Linked DNA regions of Homo sapiens: region 2 is linked to region 1. Evidence: chromatin contacts called from ENCODE Hi-C or POLR2A ChIA-PET data. All regions are on one chromosome and are shown on one strand. The core of a region is the stretch at or near the end of the contact, and the rest is flanking DNA. Distances in the headings are between cores, read along the strand shown.

What was found. Hi-C counts contacts between places; a loop is a spot of excess contacts on that map. ChIA-PET counts read pairs that join two places held with the same protein, here RNA polymerase II (POLR2A). Pooled maps may share reads with other maps.
Region 2: a loop to region 1 is called in a map of endothelial cell of hepatic sinusoid, with 6 times the contacts of the local background. The contact joins the enhancer-like site here to the promoter of DDX19B in region 1. A Hi-C loop is called at or near these places in 1 of 168 maps with a recorded cell type or tissue (endothelial cell of hepatic sinusoid) and 1 of 50 pooled maps. POLR2A ChIA-PET finds 5 or more read pairs at or near these places in 21 of 52 experiments (A549, AG04450, BJ and 15 more).

Annotation. Positions count from the first base shown.
Region 1 is chr16:70,297,185-70,301,783 of GRCh38, forward strand. DDX19B (DEAD-box helicase 19B) reads left to right here and starts at 2,002. Exons shown (of 12, transcript NM_007242.7): 1 at 2,002-2,170. The coding sequence starts at 2,114. RefSeq lists enhancers at 1,822-2,116, 1,848-2,077.
Region 2 is chr16:70,360,004-70,364,602 of GRCh38, forward strand. It overlaps DDX19A (DEAD-box helicase 19A), which reads left to right. Exons shown (of 12, transcript NM_018332.5): 5 at 1,415-1,507; 6 at 4,540-4,599. Among named protein-coding and RNA genes, the nearest start is that of DDX19A, 15 kb to the left of the region's middle. Within about 2 kb of position 1,913, at least 2 of the 41 ENCODE cell types and tissues checked have a DNase peak (open chromatin) inside an H3K27ac peak, as active enhancers do.

The DNA of each region.
Region 1 (4,599 bases), core at 752-3,251:
ATTACAGGTGCAAGCCACCGTGCCCAGTCTATTTATTTATTTTTTTTGAGACAGAGTTTCACTCGTCGCCCAGGCTGCAGTGTGATGGCATGATCTCGGCTCACTGCAACCTTTGCCTTCCGGGTTCTAGTGATTCTCCTGCCTCAGGCTTACAAGTAGCTGGGATTACAGGTGTGCACCACCATGCTTGGCTAATTTTTGTATTTTTAGTAGAGATAGGGTTTCACCATGTTGGCCAAGCTGGTCTTGATATCCTGACCTCAGGTGATCCACCCACCTTGGCCTCCCAAAGTGCTGGGATTACAGGTGTGAGCCATTGTGCCCGGCCTCATGGCTTGAAATTAACTTATTGTTGTATAATATTGGCAAAATGAAAGAGGTTGGGATTCATTTTTTTCAGATTGTAGGAAAATGCCTAGTTTCTTTCTAGGGAAGTAACAAGGGAAGAGAAGCTTCTTTGATTCTAGTTAGGAGAAAGCAGTTCTTTCATTTAATCCTTATTTTACAACTACTAAAAGCCCAAGATATTTCTTCCTATTTATTTATTTGTTTATGAGGCAGAGTCTTACTCTGTTGCGCAGACTAGAGTGCAGTGACACAAACACTGCTAACTGCAGCCTCAACCTCCTGGGCTCAAGTGATCCTCCCACCTCAGCCTCCCAAGTAGCTGGAACTGCAGGCATGTGCGACGACACCTGGCTAATTTTTAAATTTTTCTTGTGTAAGGATAAGGCCTCGCTATGTTGTTGTTTTCAAACTCCTGGATTCAAGCGATCCTCCCACCTCCACCTCCCAAAATGCTAGGATTACACATGTGAGCTACTGTGCCTGGCCAATCCTGGCACTTTGGGAGGTGGAGGTGGGAGGATCACTTGAGCTCAGGAGTTTGAGACCAGCCAGGACAACACAGCAAGATCTGTCTCTATCTTAAAAAAACAAAAGGCCGGGTGCAGTGGCTCACGCCTGTAATCCCAGCACTTTGGGAGGCCAAGGCAGGCGGATCACGAGGTCAGGAGATTGAGACCATCCTGGCCAACATGGTGAAACACCATCTCTATTAAAAATAGAAAAACTAGCTGGGCATGGTGGCGCATGCTTGTAATCCCAGCTACTTGGGAGGCTGAGGCAAGAGAATTTCTTGAACCCAGGAGGTGGAGGTTGCAGTGAGCCGAAATCGTGCCACTGCACTCCAGCCTGGGCGACAGAGCCAGACTCAATCTCAAAAAACAAACAAAAACCCAAGTGCTGAGATTACAGGCATGAGCCACCACACCTAGCTCTATTTAATTATTTTACTATTTTAATTTTATTTATTTTTTTCCTAGACAGAGTTTTGCTCTGTCACCCAGGCTGGAGTGCAGTGGCCCTGTCATGGCTCACTGCAGCCTAGACCTCCTGGGCTCAAGTGATCCTTCCGCCTCGGCCTCCAGAAGTGCTGGGATTACATGCATGAGCCACCGCACCGTCTGTTTTCTTCCTTTTTAACATTCTCCTGATTCTACAACGCTTACATAGGAGAGCTGCAATTCCTCCTCTTGGGGTACAAATTTATGAGTGCAGGTGCAGTTTTGTTACATGCCTAACAAGATTGCATAGTGGTCAAGTGGACTTTTAACCAAATGGGTTGTCAGGGCTGATTGCCAACATCTGGACATTTTAAATTACCAATCTGAAAAGGGAAACAGCTCTGTGCTTGTTTTGCATTTTGGTGACTATTGGTAATGGTTTTCTGTTTTGATATATTCAATCTGTTCAATCTGTATTAGTGCCTACTCTGCCACTGTGTTGGGCGGGAATCTGATTTTGTTCTTTGGTTGGAGATCCAAGTTAACCAGAGCTTAGGCATTTTAAGATAACTACCTCAGCTTGATAGGAAAGCTTGCTCTGCCCGGGGTTGAGGGGTACGGGTCTGAGGGCAACAGAATCGACAGCCTCAAGTGGGCAAAGGGTGGCCAAACAGGAGTGGCCTCCGACGTCACTGTGGCGCGCCGCTTCCGGTCTGCAGCCTTGTAGTGGGGCTGGAGCAGAGCCTGCCGCGAACCCCCGGAGCCCACGATCCCTCGTGCCATCCCTCGAATCCACCAGCACGAGCGTCCCACCCGCGCCTGGGACCATGGCCACTGACTCATGGGCCCTGGCGGTGGACGAGCAGGAAGCTGCGGCTGAGTCGGTGAGTTGGCTTCAGCCCTAAAAGGGTCAGGGGACTAGTTCTGGTCGGAGACTTGGTCCCTGGGAAAGAATGTTTCCCAGGTTGATTAGAGGCTGGATGGGGTGGCGGGGAGGATAGGGATGGAGCCTGGACCCTGAGCTGGCTTTGTTTACGCAGCCGCCTCCGCGTTACGTAAGCGCAGGTGAGTGCTCCTATCGGTAAAGCGCTCAGCTGCCTGTCTGTCTTCCTGGAACCAGGAAGAATCATAGATTGCACCCATCACCCTAGATTGTGTTTTGTTTGTTTTTAATTGAAATAGAGACATGGTCTTGCTAGGTTGCCCAGGCTAGTCTGGAACTCCTGGTCTCAAGCTATCTTCCTGCCTCGGCCTTTCAAAGCACCAGGATTACAGGCTGAGCCATTGTTCCTGGCCGCCCCGGTTTGTAATAGTTATTTTAGGTGTCATTCTCCACCTCTACATTCAGAGCTTCTTTGGCTCAGGGACCATGTCTTTGCTCATATTTGTGTGCTTCCTCAGTGATAAATGATGGACCCAGTAGGTGTGGCAGTCAGCAAATCCTTTCCTCATCGGCTTCACTTTGTTCTTTTTTTCTGGACCTGACACATGGTAAGCAAGAGATGTGTTAAACACTACTGCGTAGAATTAATTTCTCCCACCGAAACACTTTAAATCCTAGTAGGCTTTGAACCTACTTCTGTTAGTACTTATTGCTATGACTTCCTCAAGAATAAGAACCTTGTCTTTTATTTTTTATAGCTCATAAAAAATAAGTTGTATATACACATTGTTTAAAGAGTGAAGTTATTTTAAAAACAACGGTTCCCGCCAATTTTTTTCCTCCCCAGAGGCAACTCCTTTTTTTTTTTTGGAGACAGGGTCACACTCTGTTGCCCAGGCTAGGGTGCAGTGGAGTGATCTTGGCTCACTGCAGTCTCTGCCTCCCAGGCTCAAGCCATCCTCCCACCTCAGCCTCCTGAGTAACTGGGACTGTAGTCATGTGCCACTATGCCCAACTACTTTTTGTATTTTTTTTGTAGAGATGGGGACTTGCCATGTTGCCCAGGCTGGTCTCGAACTCCAGCGTGCAAGTGATCCACCTGCCTCAGCCTCCCAAAGTGCTGGGATTACAGGTGTGAGCCACTGCATCCAGCCTCTTTTTTCTGTTTCTTTCTTTCTTTACATATATTTTTTGAGAGAGGGTCTTGCCCTGTCACCCAGGCTGGAGTGCATTGACACCATCTCTTGCCAACTACAACCTCCCCTTCCCAGGCTCAAGTGATCCTCCCACCTCAGCTTCCTGAGTAACCGGGACTACAAGCATGTGCCAACATATGCAGCTAACTTTTTAATTTTTTGTGAAGACGAGGTCTCACTATATTACCCAGGTTGGTCTTGACCTGCTGGGCTCAAGCCATCCTCCCACCTCGGCCTCCCAAAGTGTTGGGATTATAGGCCTGAGCCACTTTGCCTGGCCCTTTACTTTTCTATAAAATTTATTTTACTTGGAATTCTTAATTGCCTTATGTTTATGCTTCATTTTTTTTTCTTAATTATCAATTCAACCCCAAACTGTCTTCCAGTTGTCTAAGTTTATCTCAGGATGCTTAGACTCATCAAGTATTCTATCAATTCCATTTCTCCTAGGCCTTTAAGTCTGCTTCAAATTGGACTAGTTACTCCTGTCTTTAGAGCACAGTTCATATTGGGGAATAGAGGGAACAGGGCAAATTTCCCTTCAGCCTCATTCTGCAGATTCCTTCCTCCTTTCTCTTGTCTTTTGGATCTCTTGGATCCCTTCCTTTCTGTACCCCTACTTTTCCATCTTTCTTGATTTATTCCTTATTTTAGTGCAGCCATCTGTCAGCTTTCTGGAGGTGTACGGGAAGTAAATTACTTTAAGAATATTCCATGTCTTAAAAAATCTAACTTTGCCCTGTAATTTGGATAATAGTTTGGCTGGGTATAGAATTGTAGGTTGAAAATTATTTTCCTGCCAAATTTTAAATGTATTGTTCCATTGCCTTCTAGATTTCTGTATTTGTTGTTGAAATGTTTGAGACCATCCTGATTCTTGATGTGACTTGTTTTCCCCTTTCTAAGCTTGGAGAATCTTCTGTTTGTCTTTAATATTCAGAAAATTTATGGTAATATGTCTTGGTATGGGTGTATTTTCATCCATATTACTGGCCCCTGGGTGTGGGTACTTTCAATCTGAAAAACTCTTGTTCTTCAGTTATGAGAACTTTTCCTGAATAATTTCATTGCTGATTTCTTCTTCTTTGTTTTTTCTTAATTCCCTCTTTTCCAGAACTCACTTTCTCTCTTTCTTTCTCTCTCTCTCTTTTTTTTTTTTTTTTAAGACAGTGTCTGTCTATGTTGCCCAATTTGGAGTGCAGTAGCTATTCACAGGCAGAATCATAGTGTACTA
Region 2 (4,599 bases), core at 663-3,162, 63 kb after region 1:
GGCGCTACAGCTCACGCCTGTAATCCTAGCACTTTGGGAGGCCGAGGCAGGTGGATCACCTGAGATTAGGAGTTCAAGACCAGCCTGGCCAACATGGCGAAACCCTGTTTCTACTAAAAATACAAAAATTAGCCAGGTGTGGCAGTATGCGCCTGTAATCCTAGCTCCTCAGAAGGCTGAGGTAGGAGACTCGCTTGAACCCAGGAGGCAGAGGTTGCAGTGAGCCAAGATCACGCTATTGCACTCTAGCTTGAGCAACAGAGCAAGACTCCATCTCAAAAAAAAAAATTTTTTTTTTCTTTTTTCTTTCTTTCTTTCTTTTTTTTTTTTTTTTTAAGAGATGACCTGGCCTTGTTGCCCAGCCCAGAGTGCAGCGGGGCAATCATGGCTCGCTATAGTCTCTAACTCTTAGCCTCAGGCAATCCTCCTGCCTCAATCTCCCAAGTAGCTAGGACTACAGGTGCATGCCACCATGCCCAGCTCATTTTTCTTTTTTGTTTTGTTTTGTTTTGTTTTGTTTTAGAGACAGGGTCTCACTGTGTTGCCCAGGCCGGTCTTGAACGCCTGGACTCCTCAAGCAGTCGTCCCACCTAGGCCTCCCAAAGTGCTGGGATTACAGGCGTGAGCTACCACGCCCAGCCCATCAATTTCCTTACCTATTGATTGTCTGGAGTATTTGCATAGCTGGCTTTGGAAGGAACATGGAACAAAAGGACTTCTAAATCTTAGCAGTATAGTAAATAGTGTTTATTTTCATTTATTATTTACTTTAGAGTCCCACTCTGTCACCCTGGTTGGAGTGCAGTGGCTCAGTCACAGATCACTGCAGCCTTGACCTCCTGAGCTCAAGTGAGCCTCCCACCTCAGCCTCTTGAGTAACTGGGACTACAGGTGTGTCCAGCTATTTTTTGTATTTTTTTGTAGAGACGAGGTATCACCATGTTGCCCAGGCTGTTCTCGAACTTCTGGCCTCAAGCAGTTGGCCTGCCTTGACCTCCCAAAGTGCTGAGATTACAGGCATGAGTCACTGTACCTGACCTGTTTTTAGATATATCTTTTATAATTTATGTAATGCTATGAATTAATAACCACCACCCTTGCTGTGTCCAGGGAACACTTGTCTTCCAAGGCCAGCCAGATTTGCGGGTCTGCTGAAAGCATTAATTTCTCTAAGAAAAGAAACCATTCTGTATTTTATGAATTATAGAATAGTTGCAGATTAAGATTCCTTAGGGAAGGGCGGTAGCTTGGTTTGATTTGGTTTGGTTTTTGACAGTGTTTTTTTAAGGCATAGGAAAATACGTCTGACAGAGGTAGGAGGCATCATTCCTTTCTATAGAAAAAGATAAGATTCTAGGCCTCTAAAACAATTCTAACTTCTAGGCATCCATCCTCTGTCTTCCTGGCTTCCTAGGAAACCACAGCTTCTCCAGGGAGTCTATGCCATGGGCTTCAATCGACCCTCCAAGATACAAGAGAACGCATTACCCATGATGCTTGCTGAACCGTGAGTATGCAGATGAAGCGCATCTCACCCAGTGTGATTAGATCAATCTTCCCCAAACTGCGTTTTTGTGCCTGAGAACAGAAGGAGCTGTTTGGGGCCACGTGTTTCCTCAGGAATACAGCTTAGGCAAGTGCAGAGAGAATCGGATGGAGTTAGCTACAGTTTCTGCCTTTCCCACTTAACAATAGAAACTTATAGAGAAAGGTAGTGCTTTATTCCATGCTATCTTAAAAACTGGGCTTAAGGCCGGGCATGGTGGCTCACTCCTGTAATCCTAGCACTTTGGGAGGCCGAGGCGGGCGGATCACCTGAGGTCAGGAGATTGAGTCCAGCCTGGCCAACATGGCAAAACCCTGTCTCTACTAAAAATACAAAATTAGCTGGGCACGGTGGCCCAAACCTGTAATCCTAGCACTTTGGGAGGCCAAGGTGGGCGGATTGCCTGAGCTCAGTAATTCGAGACCAGCCTGGGCAACATGGTGAAACCCCGTCTTACTAAAATCAAAAAAAAAAAAATATCCAGGCCTGTTGGCATGTGCCTGTAGTCCCAGCTACTCAGGAGGCTAAGGCAGGAGAATTGCTTGAACCCGGGAGGCAGAGGTTGCAGTGAGCCGAGATGGTGCCACTGTACTCTAGCCTGGTGACAGCAAGACCCTGTCTCAAAAAAAAAAAAAAACTAAACTAAAAATACAACAATTAGCCTGGCATGGTGGCACGTACCTGTGGTCATGTAGCTGAGGCAGGAGAATTGCTTGAACCCCAGAGGCAGAGGTTGCAGTGAGCCGAGACATGCCACTGCACTCTAGCCTGGGAAACATAGACTCTGTCTCAAAAAAAAAAAAAAAAAAAAAACTGGGTTTAAAAAATATTATTTTGATGTGAATGGTGTTGCAATAAATTCAAAAACAAACAAAATATTATTTGGAAATTTTTGAGACCTACACAAAGGTGTAAAGAACAATACCAAGAACACCTCTGTAGCCCTATCCTGCCAAGAAAGGAAGCAGGTCCAGTTGATAGTTGAAGCCCCTGAATTCCCCTCCTTCCACATCCTTCTCCCACCCTGACAAGACTAAGTTCCTTTTGAGACAGGGTCTCATTCTGTTTCCCCATCTAGAGTGCAGTGGTGCAATTACAGCCCACTGCAGCCTCGACCTCCTGGGCTTAATTAATCCTCTCACCTCAGCCTCCGGAGTAGCTGGGACTATAGGCATGTGCCACCATGCCCAGCTGACTTTAAAAAAACTTTTTTGTAGTTTGAGAAGCTGAGGCAGGTGGATCACTTGAGGTCAGGAGTTTGAGACCAGCCTGGCCAACATGGTGAAACCCCGTCTCTACAAAAAATACAAAAAAATTAGCCGGGCTTGGTGGCGCACACCTGTAATCCCAGCTGCTAGGGAGGCTGAGGTGGGAGGATCGCTTGAACCCAGGAAACAGAGGTTGCAATGAGCCAAGATTACACCATTGCACTCCAGCCTGGGCGACAGAGTAAGACTCTGTCTCAAAAAAAAAAAAAAAATTTGTAGAGACAGGGTATCACTATGTTGCCAGGGCTGGTCTCAAACTCCTGGCCTCAAGTGATTCTCCAGCCTCAGCCTCCCAAAGTGTTGGGATTATAGGCATGTGTTACTGCACCTGGCATATTTATCATTTTTTCTTTTTTGAGATGGAGTCTCCTCTGTCGCCCAGGCTGGAGTGCAGTGGTGCAATCTTGGCTCATTTCAACCTCTGCCTTCCAGGTTCAAGTGATTCTCCTGCCTCAGCCTCCTGAGTAGCTAGGATTACAGGCGCACACCACCACACCTGGCTAATTTTTGTATTTTTTTGTCTGTTCGTTTGTTTTTGGGATGAAGTCTCGCTCTGTTGCCCAGGCTGGAGTGCAATGGCGCGGTCTCAGCTCACCGCAACCTTCGCCTCCCGGGTTCAAGTGATTCTCCTGGCTCAGCTTCCCGAGTAGCTGGGATTACAGGTGCCTGCCACCATGCCTGGCTAATTTTTGTATTTTTAGTAGAGATGGGGTTTTACCACGTTGGCCAGGCTGGTCTCGAACTGCTGACCTCGTGATCTGCCTGGCTCAGCCTCCCAAAGTGCTGGGATTACAGGCGTGAGCCACCGCACCCAGCCTAATTTTTGTATTTTTAATGGAGGTGGGGTTTCACCATGTTGGCCAGGCTGGTGTCGAACTCCTGACCTCAAGTGATCTGCCCACCTTAGTTTATTTATTTATTTATTTATTTATTTTTTTGTGAGATGGAGTCTCGCTCTGTCGCCCAGGCTGGAATGCAGTGGCGCAACGTCTGCTCACTGCAAGCTCCGCCTCCCAGGTTCATGCCATTCTCCTGCCTCAACCTTCCCAGTAGCTGAGACTACAGGTACCCGCCACCACGCCCGGCTAATTTTTTATATTTTTAGTAGAGACGGGGTTTCATTGTGTTAGCCAGGGTGGTCTCGATCTCCTGATCTTGTGATCCGCCTGCCTCGGCCTCCCAAAGTGCTGGGATGACAGGCGTAAGCCATATTTATCTTTTTTAATGACAACCATGCCACCTATTCCCATGATGCTGGGTCCCATAAAATGGAATGTAAAAGTTCCCTCTAAAACATCCACCTGACTTAGCATCTTGTCCATAAAACTGGGGAAAGGCACACACAGAAGGAACCAAATTCTGGGAATGCATCATGGCTCAGCCAAAAATATTGCTGGGGTCTTGTCTGGGCACAGATCTTACTCTGCACACTTGATTTCCCTGTGCCCCTTGGGGTGCAAAACTGGGGTCCTTTAGCTGTGCTAGAGGCTAGAATGAGAATTTCTTGGTGTGAGCCCATTTAAAATAATCATTTATTTTACAATTTAAGCAGCTTTTTAACAGCGTATAAAAAAATGTATGAAAGTAATTTGTGCTCAATGGAGAAAACCTGGGTAATATAGAGAAGCACGAAGGGGGAAATATGCCTTTCATTCAGAAAGAACATTTTGACATGTTACTGAGTTTCACCAATTTAAGTTTCATTTCTGTTCTTCCTTGATCCAGCCCACAGAATCTGATTGCCCAGTCTCAGTCTGGCACTGGTAAAACAGCTGCCTTTGTCTT